2 separate regions of the Homo sapiens genome follow, and region 1 is linked to region 2. A link is a loop called in an ENCODE intact Hi-C map of the cell type or tissue named here. Cell type or tissue: GM12878. All regions are shown on one strand. Links, peaks and the distances in the headings refer to the core of each region. The heading gives the core; the rest is flanking DNA.

What was found. Hi-C counts contacts between places; a loop is a spot of excess contacts. Peaks named below come from ENCODE experiments on the same cell type or tissue, not always from the same donor. Only the 100,000 strongest peaks of a DNase experiment are listed, where the experiment ranks them.
Region 1: a loop joins it to region 2, with 8 times the contacts of the local background. A loop is called at or near these places in 4 of 110 quality-filtered maps.

What each region holds. Positions count from the first base shown.
Region 1 is chr1:172,335,917-172,341,967 of GRCh38, forward strand. All of the region lies in intron 17 of DNM3 (dynamin 3), which reads left to right. Among named protein-coding and RNA genes, the nearest start is that of C1orf105, 82 kb to the right of the region's middle. In GM12878, for the core only: no CTCF peak of the experiment used is centred there; a DNase peak (open chromatin) is centred at 2,630; H3K4me3 peaks cover 543 bases; H3K27ac peaks cover 2,364 bases.
Region 2 is chr1:172,087,934-172,093,984 of GRCh38, forward strand. DNM3 (dynamin 3) reads left to right here. Exons shown (of 21, transcript NM_015569.5): 13 at 4,891-4,942. Among named protein-coding and RNA genes, the nearest start is that of MIR3120, 48 kb to the right of the region's middle. In GM12878, for the core only: a CTCF peak has its summit at 2,480; a DNase peak (open chromatin) is centred at 2,488.

The sequences.
Region 1 (6,051 bases), core at 1,606-4,105, 250 kb after region 2:
TGCACGTTTACCCCCTGAATCCAAAATAAAAGTTGAAGTCAAAAAGTCAAAAAAAGAAGGGAAAGAGAATACAAATATCACATCTGAGAGTGGTAAACATCCACATTTTAGCTTGAATTTAGCAATGTCTAAAGACATATTTGATTGTCACAGCCGGGTTGGGGGTGCTACTATCTAGTGGGTATAGGCCAGAGATGCTGCTAAACACCCTATAAGGCACAGGACAGCCCCCCACACAAAGAATGATCCGTCTAAAATGTCAGTAGTACTGCTGTTGAGAATCTCCATTTTAGAGAGAAAGAGCATGAAGCTTAGCAAAGTTAGCAAACTGGCCAAAGGTCACACATCTAATAAGTGAACGCATCAGGATTTGATTAAACCCAGGGTTAAGTCTAGCGTTAATGCACTTTCTAATGTTTATACTCAATTTCAACCTAATTTATTATTGTATACAAATTTAGAATAAACATCTTTATGCATAATTTCTCATCTACATTTCTGATTATTTCCTTAGGGTAGATTTATAGAAGAGAAAAGTGTCACAGGAAATACACAATTAAAGGTTTTCTATAATTATAATTTATATATATAAATTTTATAATTTATATATTACATTTTTAAAAATTATTACTACAAATTATAAAGTTTTGATTCATGTCATCAGTTTACTTTCCTTAAATCTAGAGCTGGTTCACATTCCTGATATCTTACCTAATCACAGCCTACAATGTTTTCTTTTACCTTCTTATTTAATCCTTGGCAGTTTGATCGTGTCTTTACCTTTAAAAAAAAAAAAAAAAGTCCCTCCTCTCAGATAGTCTTCTTTAACTGCAACTGCACACCTATTGACTCTAATTAGAGGGATAAGGGAATGCAGAGTTTTAAAGTGCCAGTCAGAGCTCAAATCCCAGCTCTGCTGCTAACTAGTTGGGTGACTTTGTGCAAGTGACTCTGATCCTCTCTCCTCATTCATTAAATGGAGCTTGATGACAATCTACCTCACGAGGACTAAATGAGTTAATATTTGTGAAATATGTAGAATAGTGCAAGGAACAAACTTAATTCTCAAAATGTATTGGCTATCTTCCAATGTATCGGCTATCATTATTTTTTGTACTTGCATGATGTTTTCATCTTTGTCAAAGTGCCTTCTGTGATTCTGGAACCAATAGTTTTTCTGACTCCCAATGTTATCCTCATTCTCCAAATATCACCCCTTTTCCAAGCTTACCATTTACCAAGGACTTTACTATTTAATAAGGCCCTGATAGGCATCATTAGGGCTACCTATTGCTGAGTTATTTATGGCCTGGCTTTTACATTCAGAATTTGTTTGTGGCCTGGCATCTTATTCCAGTCTTCCCTAAACACTGTATTTTCATATACCCTACTACTAAACCAGTTCCACAGAGATTACAGATTACACATCTCAGTCGTTCTCTGCTGTTATATTTTCTTAGATGAACATTCTCTATAGCAGTGCTTCCCAAAGTATGCTCAGACTATTTAAAAAGAAGAGAAGAAGATTCCATTATCCAAAACATTTAAGTTACATTGTGTTCTGCATCTCCCTTCTGGTGATACACAAAGTATATTAGCATTTTAAAGTATTTGAGAAAAACAGGGATAAAGAAACATGTAAAAGTTTTTAACACCGTAATTCCTGAATTTATTTGATCAAATAACACACTTTTTAAGAAAATCACACCTGTCACCATCTTGTAGAATAGTATCAATGTTCAGTTGGGAACACTGTTGAAGAATAGGGAAGAGACCATGAGTGTCCACTAGCTCAAGTTTTCTCAAAGTGGGCCATCTGCCTTGCATCAGACATAGCCAAGTTGCTAATTAAAAATGCAAACTCCTGGGCTAATCCCAAGTCTTCTGAATTGGAATATCTGGGAATATGGCTTGGGAGTATTCATTTTATTTTATTTTATTTTATTTTATTTTTATTTTATTTTATTTTATTTTATTTTATTTTATTTTATTTTATTTTATTTTATTTTATTATTTTGAGACAGAGTCTGGCTTTTGTCCCCTAGGCTGGAGTGCAATGGTGCAATCTTGGCTCACTGCAACCTCCACCTCCCAGGTTCAAGCGATTCTCATGCCTCAGCCTCCCAAGTAGCTGGGACCACAGGCGCCCGCCACCAAGCCCGGCTGATTTTTGTATTTTTAGTAGAGACGGGGTTTCATCATGTTGGCCAGGCTGGTCTCGAACTCCTGACCTGGTGATCCACCTGCCTCAGCCTCCCAAAGTGCTGGGATTACAGGCGTGAGCCACTGCACCCCGCCTGGGAGTATTCATTTTAAACAAACTGCCAGAGTAATTTTGATAACCTCTAAAGTTTTGAAATTACTGTGCTAGGTACTAACAGCAGCCAGAGTGTAAATTACAAAAGCTATGACTATTTTCCTTCCGTTACCATTGAGGAGAATTTTTAAACCCATAGCCTTTGATTTTACTGTGAAGCACATTGATGTAATAGTGAGAATCATGCCCTAAGTCTGGGTTTACCAGAAATTCAGCTTTCGAATCACATCCTTCCCAAGTCCCTGTCAGCTGTGAGCAATAGCAAATCATTTTTCCAGTAGCTTAGGAGCCTGTGAATGGATTCTGTTCACAGCTTTAACACTGATGGTGGGGAGTCATTCCATTTCCTCATTGAAAACGACTGTTGGCAATCCCCAGGCTGGAAGGATGATATAGAGAAGCCTAGTGCATTTCTCTGTGGCACAGGATCAGAGCAGCCACAGCCCACCAGGTGCGCCCTGAGAGCTCATATTAACTCACTCTTTTCTGTATATTTGTTTGTTCAAAGAAGTCATTACCATATCTCTTTGTACTTTTCTGCTAAGTAGCTCTGAAAACTTTCAGGGAGTTTTTCAGATGAACCTAAGTGTATAATCAATCCTTCATTATGGTTTTAAATCCAGAATGAAAGTGCATCTGAACTTGACACACGTAAATAGTAGAAAGTTTGTTTGTGCAGGTGTATAGTTTTAGTTTTCTTTCTTTTAACATTCTTGCTTTTTAGAATTATTCTACTAAATAATATTAACTTGTTCAAAGGTGTATTCACAGTTTCTCTTGATCATGATGTTCATTGACATTTGGTTTTCTAAATAAAAAAGAAAGTTTGATTACTATTGAAGAAAAGTTGGGGGGAACATCTCACTGTGAAATATTTGGTCGTATTTTGATATGTTAAGTTGTTGCTTTTCAATGTGTAAAAAGCTTTTCCTCTTGGGATTATTTTACAGTCTACCTCTAACTAAATTTCATTCCTGACTTCTCAGTGTATTGAATGCTTGCATCTGCCACACTTGGGGGAAGGAAGCACCATGAAAATGCTGTTCTTGAAAATTTTTACCCAACTTCAAACTGTGTTACCTTTTTATTTCTGTTTATTTTCTCACCAATATGTTTCTAGAACATTCACATTAGCTCATATCACCTTAGCAACCTCATCTCTGTCAAACACCTTTGCCCTTGCCCTGGCCTCATTATCAGCATTAGCCAGTCAGTCACCTGTTTGGGAACCAAGGGCTCCTCAAAATCGTGCAGTTTGAAATAGATTTTGTCATGCTATGCTTACGGGCCAAAGCACCCAGAGGTGTAACAAACACTTGGTGTTTAGCTATATTTTAGGGCAACAGATTCCGAATCTTCCCCCAGCTTGGGGATTCAGTGTGTCTGCCTAGATCTTCCTGAGTCACCTCCCAGTTGATATGTGAAAGAAGCCTACAAGCCCACCGTCTTTCATATATCCTCCCTGCTTGTCCTGCCTGTTGGAGTTTGATGTCATTTATTGCTTCTCTCACCTCACATCAGTTCTGTTCAACAATTTTTTATTGAGCACCTGCTAGGTGCTAAGAATAAAAGATTACTAAGTCAGTCATGATTTCTGTTCTTAAGGAGCTCACTATAGAACAGAAGTTTACAATAGAGGGTGATAGAAAGGTGTGCTCAGGGTTCACTGGGTCATAATGCATGACACCTGATTTGTGAGGTCAGGTGTGGTGGGACATATGCCTGGACAATAGGCAAGGAGTCCAATCACTAAAGATAGTATACTTCATCCAGTGCCATCAAGAAGCTATGAAAGGTCAGAGTGGTGTTTTAGATTGTGCAATCTAGCAGCTGTATGAAGAATGGATTTAGTGGGAGCCAGAAGTAGTACTAGTTAAGGAGAGCCAAGGAGAGTCATAGTATTTAAGGAGAGAGGTGGCAAGGACCTGAACCAAGGAGAGTTTTAAGGAATAGATGATGATGCAAATGAAAACTGTGCCCCTTCCCAATCTTTTGGGTTAGATTCCTTCTGGGAATTTAGGATGTAATCAGAATCAGATGTAGGTCAACATATTCCCTTGTATTATAAATGTAGGTTGACAGCCTCTACTCCATGGAAGCAGCACCGCTCTGTCCCCATTGCTGGTCTCAGTTTCTGTTTCCATAGGAGAAGCACTACTTGGTCCGCATAGCTGGTCCTAACTTCAGTTTCTGTCTCCCATACTGGTCCCCTGCCTAGCTCCCACTGGTCTGCTTTACAAGATCACCATTGAGGTTTATGCTGACCATTCTTAGGAGCTTTTCCTGATGGGTCACTGACAAACATGGTGCATTCACTATGAACTTTACGATCTTCATGACACAAAGTGAAGAATAAATTAGAATAAATTGTGTTAAGCACATTTCATTGATTCATGGAGTAGAATTTCCCTTCACTAAATCAATGCAATGAGACATTTCAGTTGGGGAAGGGGGAAGCAGAGACTATGGTGTTTTCTAGATAGACTATGGGGTTTTCAGAATTATGTCATCTGCAAACAGGGACAGTATGACTTCCTCTTCCTATTTGGATATCTTTTATTTCTTTCTCTTGCCTGATAGCTCTGGCCAAGACTTCCAATACTGTGTTGAATAGGAGTTGGGAGAGAGGGCATTCTTGTCTTCTGCTGGTTTTCAGGGAAGTGCTTCCAGCTTTTGTCCATTCAGTATGTTGTTGACTGTGGGTTGGTCAGAGATGGCTCTTATTATTGAAATATGTGCCATCAATGCCTAGTAAACCCCATAGTCTCTGCCCAAAAGCTCCTTGAGCTGATAAGCAACTTCAGCAAAGTTTCAGGATACAAAATCAACATACAAAAATCAGTATTCCCACACCAACAACATCCAAGCCAAGAGCCAAATCAGGAAATCAATCCCATTCACAGCTGCCACAAAAAGAATAAAATACCTAGGAATACAACTAACCAGGGAGGTGAAAGATCTCTACAATGAGAATTACAAAACACTGCTAAAAGGAATCAGAGATGACACAAGAAAATGGAAGCAAATTCCATACTTATGGATAGGAATAATCAATATCATTAAAATGGCCATACTGCCTAAAGCAATTTGTAGACTCAATGCTATTCCTATTAAACTACCAGTAGTATTCTTCACAGAATTGGAAAAATCTAGTATAAAATTCAGATAAACCAAAAATGATCCTGAATAGCCAAGGCCATCCTAAGCAAAAAGAATAAAGCTGGATGCATCATGTTACCCAACTTCAAGCTATACTGCAGGGCTACAGTCATCAAAACGGCATTGTACTGGTACAAAAACAGACGTATAGACTAATGGAACAGAATAGAGAGCCCAGAAATAATGCTGCACACCTTCAGCCATCTAATTTTCAACAAAGCTGATAAAAGCATTGGGGAAAGGACTCCCTATTCCCTAACTGGACCTAGGATAACTGGCTAGCTATATGCAGAAGATTGAAATTGGGCCCCTTCTTTCACCATAAACGAAAATTAACTCAAGATGGATTAAAGACCTAAATGTAAAATCTATAAGTATAAAAACCCTGGAAGATAACTTAGGCGATACCATTCTGGACATAGGAATTTGCAAATATTTCCTGACGAAGACGCCAAAAGCAATTGCAATAAAACCAAACCAGTGTCTATAAGGAACTTCTTAAACAAATTTACAAGCAAAAACCAAACAATCCCATTAAAAAGTACACAAAGGACACACACAGACACTTCTCAAAA
Region 2 (6,051 bases), core at 1,166-3,665:
CTGACCACTTTGGGATCCCTAACTGTACCATACTTTTGCTTTAACACATGCCTATGATATGCTTCTTCAAATTATTTAGGTTTCCTAGTACAGATGATCATTGATAGTCTGGTTGTAAATAACCCTGGCATCAAAACAGAATTCCATACGTATTTCTTAAGATACTACCATAAACCCTCTGCTAGGTAATGTCAGTGATGAGAGAGGTAGAAATACCAAGATTGATGCTCTTGACTATCAAGGAGCAGGCATTGTTGGAAACCCAACTTACAATCTTGTTTATAAAATACAGGCACAGACCAAGGCTTTGGGAGTGCATGAAAAGGAGAGATAACTGGAGGTTTCTAAAAAGGCATAATTCAGGCATGATGCTTGATTGGAGTTTTAAGACTGGACAGGACTCCAATAGTCAGAGACAGGGGGTCTGGGCTGACTGCTTCCTGTCTTCTCTGCTTGAGTCAATACTATGCATTTCAGGGAACTAATTTGTACTAAAACATTGCCTTGATCATGTCACTTGCTGGCACAGAAACATGGAATGTTTTCTGCTGCCTTCAGAGTAACAGCCAAATTCTCCATAACTGGCCCCAACGTACAGTTATTATACTAGATGGCTTTTAAGATCACTTACAAACCCCAGTCTATGATTGGATAATTCTACCATAATAGTTTTACTCTCCACAACTTCCCCATATGCCTCATCTTTCTACTTCCTGGCTTTGCTAATACCAGTCTATTCTCTTGGAACGTAGTCATTTGTTTTCCTTTATTAAAGTTTATCTTCTTTTCAAGTTTGCTACAAACAGTTCAGATCATATCATCTGAAATTATATTTCTTGTCCCTGAACATTCAGAGAAATTACAATGGTATAGGATTTATTTGATAAATGGTCACACATCATAGACAAGGATAGGACACTGTGCAAAAAAGTTTTGAGCCAAGAGATAACATTAGGGGTTCTCTGATTGTCTTCTAATGTACTCTTATTTTTATAGAAGTTTAAACTTCTTGTTATATACTTTTAGAATCATTATGTCTCAGCATACACCAATTTGGTTCTACGTTTTAGTGTTCTGGCAAAGCCTTCCACAGTGACTTGTGTGTAGTAGGAATTTATATGACAAACGACAAATGTGCGTGCACACACGCACACACATATGAGAAGATATGGGTAATTATATCCCACATTTAAAACAGAAGCACTTTGTTTTTGCTTTCTATTACATCCTCACATGTTTATTAATATGGATTTTATTTTTTATTTGTTATTTTTGTTTTGTGTATGCATATCATTACTTGTACCAGACAAATTGTAGGCTTTTGATAACAAGAACTATACCTTATTCATATTTTTATATGCTACGGAGTTCGTGCCCTATAGTTTTTGATTTATGTTAAACTAAAACACCATACATAGGTATGTTTTATAATATTTCAGAGTTAATTGGTTAAGTAACTATATCCAAGAACATGTCCAAGGGCTCAAGTTAACTTGCAAGTCCTTACAGGTTTTTTAAGGAACATATTTTTAAATAAATGTTTTGAAATACTCTCAGTTCAATTATTATGCAGAAGAATTATGAGAAAGAATGTATTCTAAGCAGGCAGCTTTTTTTGTTGTTGTTGCTTTTGAAGTAACTTCAAGTAGCTAAATACATCATTAGCAACAGAATGTTTAAGTTTATGGGGCCAATTGCTGCAAAAAGATTCTTTAGGTGGAAAATAGAGGCAACTTAGTGTTTTTTCTAACTCTAATATTTGAGATTGGCTTATAAAGTAAATCTACTTTTCCTTTGGCATATTCTTACAAGTGGTAGATCCTAAATATGCATTATTTCACAGATGGAAACTGTCAATGGACATTGTCTTTATCTAGTGTAGCTTATAAGCTTCTGAGAGTAATTTTGCATCTCAAGGAATATTGGACCTAAAAGGAACCTAAGAAACAACTTGTTTAGTCCTCTAGCCCTCCTCTCTGTCTCTGTTTCTGTCTGTCTCCTTTATGACACACATATACACATTTTATAGCTGAGCGACTGAAGTCCATTTTGATCAAACTTTTCACCTAAGGTAGCAAAGGAGTCATTAACGATCTTTGCGGCTTTTGCTTTACATTCAACTTCTTTTCCCTTAAGTGATTTGAAGGGGACTGATACATAATTTTAGGGTCTACAATAATTTGTTCAAAGGAAGCACCTGTGGGTCTATCACAGGTTTTCACCACTAGTCAGTGTTTCAGTGAAAACATTACTCCTAAAACACAATTATGGTGCTTGGAAGAGATAAACATAACCTATGAAGGTGTCATGATCTCATTATAATAGTAGTTTTCTCATGCATTCCTGGAAGAGCAGGAAGCCTGGAGGGTGCTGGAAAAGTGACATTTAATGTGGAAAAAGAAAGTAAGGAGGAGATCCGAAGCCCTTAGGAGAGTGCTACTCAAGACGCTGTGTGCGCCAGGGCATGAGGGCAGCCAGAGGGCGGTGTGGGCACATTGGATCCTGGTTACCTCTTTCACAGCCTCACCTACAAGACCTGAATAATGTAGATTTAGATTGTTCAGAGAAATGGTTAAAGAGGAAATAATTTCATCGTAATTAAGAGGATTAACCATTTAACAGAAAGCTGGAAAAATAAAAAACAAGGAAGGAAGAAGTTGAAATTAGCAAATTTTAAATTGGAAAAAAATATATACACAAAATATTTTTAGCAACCAAATACAGTATGGCCTTTCACCACCCACCCCCTGCCCACCTTCAGTTGAATGCAGTGTTTTTTCATGAGTTTGAGTGAAGGAAAGCAGCTTAAATGTATCAGAGGAGTTTATTAAAAACTTATTTTGATCAGCTGTTCTAAGTGTGGTGTTGATTTCTAACTTGTTACTGCAGCACAACATCCCATCACTTTAAACAGTTGACTGAGAGCTTTAGTCTCCCTTTTCTCTATTTTAGACCATTTCATTGATCTCCAAAACAGCTTCCATAAACTATTAAACAATCTGTAAGAATACTGAGTATTGCTGATCTTCCCAGAATAACCAAAATGAGTTGTGTTTCTTATATTGATACGTGTTTATTCATGGATCCACCAAAAGAAAGCCTTTGTCCTTTTGAGGGATAGAGTAACCTAGTGATGAAACGTGTGGGCTCTGTTGTTAAGTTGTTGGAGTCCTTTCTGGCTTTTAACCCTCTGTGCTTATGTCTAAAATGAGGGTTATAATGGCATCAACTTCATTGGGCTTTTCATCGAACAGATATTTCATGAAACCAACCATGTGCCATGTCCTTTGCAGGCCCTGGGGATATAGCAGTGAACAAAACAGACGCAAACCCCTGCTCATTAGGAGCTTACAGTCTAATGGAAAAGGGCAGACAAACACAAAAAATAAATACACCGTGTAGTGTATCGGAAGGTGAGAAATGCCAGACAGAAAAATCAAACAGGGTAAAGGGGATGATAGTCTTGGAGGAAGGGAGGGATGCGGTTATAAATAGGGTGGTCAGAGTAGTCCTAACTGAAAAGAAGGATTTGAATGAAGACTTGAAAGAGATGTTGGGAACCATGCAGATGAAAGCGGGAAGTACATCCTAGGGAGCTAGCTTGCCTGAAGGCTCTAAATGGGAGTGTATTGGGTGGGTTTGAAAAAGAGCAGATGCCAGTGTGGCTGGAACTCTTCAGGGAACAAGGTGAAGGGTAGGAGGAGATGAGTCAAAGAGGCAGTAGTGGGGGTTGCTTGAGTAGGGCCTTGTAGACCCTTGTATGGACTTTGGTTTTTACCATTAAATGGAATGGTGTTGATGCAGTACACGGTTTCGAGCAGAAGAGTTAACATAGTCCTTCTGAAAGTATCACTCTGGTGTCTGTTAAGAATAGACTTCAGGGAGACAAGTGTGGAAGCAGAGACCAGAGAATAAATGATTACAGTAATCCAGATGAGGGATGGCAGTGTCTTGGACCAAGGTGGGACCAATGGAAGTGATGAAAAGATGGTTAAATGTTAAATTTATTATAAGAAAGTAGTCGACAGCATTTTCTGATGGTCGGATATGGGTTGTGAGAGAAAGAGGAGACAAAGATTTTGGCCAAGGAACTTGAATGTATGGTATAGAATTGCCATTAGTTAAGAGGAGGAAGGAAGACTGTGGGTGGAACAGATTTTAGGGGGGATTTCAGGAGTTTAGTTTTGAAATATTAAGAATGATATGCCCATTAAATACCCAAGTGATGAGGTTAAGTTGTTAAAAACATCAATAAGTCCAGAGTTGGGACTCATACATATTTGGATCTACATGGCAGATCCAAACCAGAGATGCATTAAAGGAGTTGTCAGAATATATTGGAATTCAAAGCAGTGAGACTGGACAATATCACAAAGAGTTTGTGATGCGGAGCCATGCTACTTGGTACTACCACTTATTAGCTGAGTGATTTTGGGAAAGTCACTTAGCTTCTCTCCTCATCTATGAAACAAGAAGAATAATCGTAACTGCTTCATGGGGTTGCTGTGAGAATAAAAATGATTAATATCGATAAAGCACTTAGAACATGGCATATACTCAATAATCATTAACTTAATTTCCATTACAACTCTCCTCTGTACCTGTGAGACACTGCAAATATGTCAACTCGTATGTTATTAATGTTACAATGCAGCTTTTCTTTAAGTGGTGTTATTATATTTTTGGTTTATATGCTACTAGGAGTTATGTGCTATTAGGAGTCCCATTGAGTTGGTTTTGCTTCCAGAATTAAACTGACCTGGAATTTTGGTATTAGGTCTGTCTCCATTGATTTTTTTTTTAAAGCCTGTATAAATTTTAGTATTTGTTACTTGTTTAGGAAAAAATTATATGTGTCTCTTCAGTGCTGCTTTCCTTTGCTTTTCTCAGTGCTCAGCAGAGGAGCAGTCAGGTTCACAAGAAAACCACAGTTGGAAATCAGGTAGGAATTGCATAAGAGAATCAGTGTATGCATGTCCCAAAGAATTTGAACTAAATCGCTTGATTGACTATTTTTTTAATGCAAATTAATCACGTGCAAATTTTGCTTGAAATGCAGCTTTCATTTTGATTTGTTTTTGCTTTTAAAATTTTTGGAGTGAATTGCATTTCTTTTTGGCTATTTTGTGCAGTTAACCATATTGATTTATTTTAAATAACCTTTCTGCTACTTGCTCTGCATTTCAAATTTGACTCCTCATGTCCTATTTTGCTTGCTTACGTTACCCCTAAGTTTAATTTAACATTGAGTTTGTGAGTCAGTTGAAGGTTAAAATGTGGTGAGTAGTTGCATGAGCTTTCTGGGGTTGCTAACTAGTTCACACATTTGCACAGCTTGGTATCAGTGAAGGGACAGCTCATGAAGAACGCAGTTGTTGGATGTAATCTCTGCCACACTAAATTCTTGTTGGTTAATGAAGATGTTAATTCCTAAGAAGATCTGATCTTTTGAGTTTTTGTGTTTTGGGCTGACCAGCTGTCTCTGACTAATAGCGCTCTGCAGAGATTGTATTAACTCAACAGTTTGCTGTGTCTTTTATGTTTTATGTGATAATGAATATTTGCATTGTTATTTCTTTTCAAGTCAAAACAATGATGGTGTTATAGTTTTTAAAAAACTTTCAGAGGTACAATTATTGAACAAATTGAAACCTCTGCTCTAGATTTTTTTCCCATTGTTTTGAAAGGAGAAGAGGTAATAACAGACTTTATTTTAAAAACTTTTTTTCTGAACTAAAGCATATAATTCTTTGCTATTTCAGGGAACCAATCTTCCGCCTTCAAGGCAAATTGTACGAGCTAAGTTCTGTAAGCTTTACTGTTGCTTTTTCATTTAGCTTCCCAAGGGCACAGTTTGTCTTTAACTGATTAACTCAACTAGCGCTTGCTACTAATTTTTTTTAAACTTAGGTTGTCTTGTCCGTAACACCCTATCATTGAAATAAAAATCCTCTTAAGAGGGTTCATCCCTTCACTGCTAATAACTTGCTGTGATTGAAAGGTATGAACTAGTAAACTCTAAAATGCTGTAATAATAAACCCTTAACACTG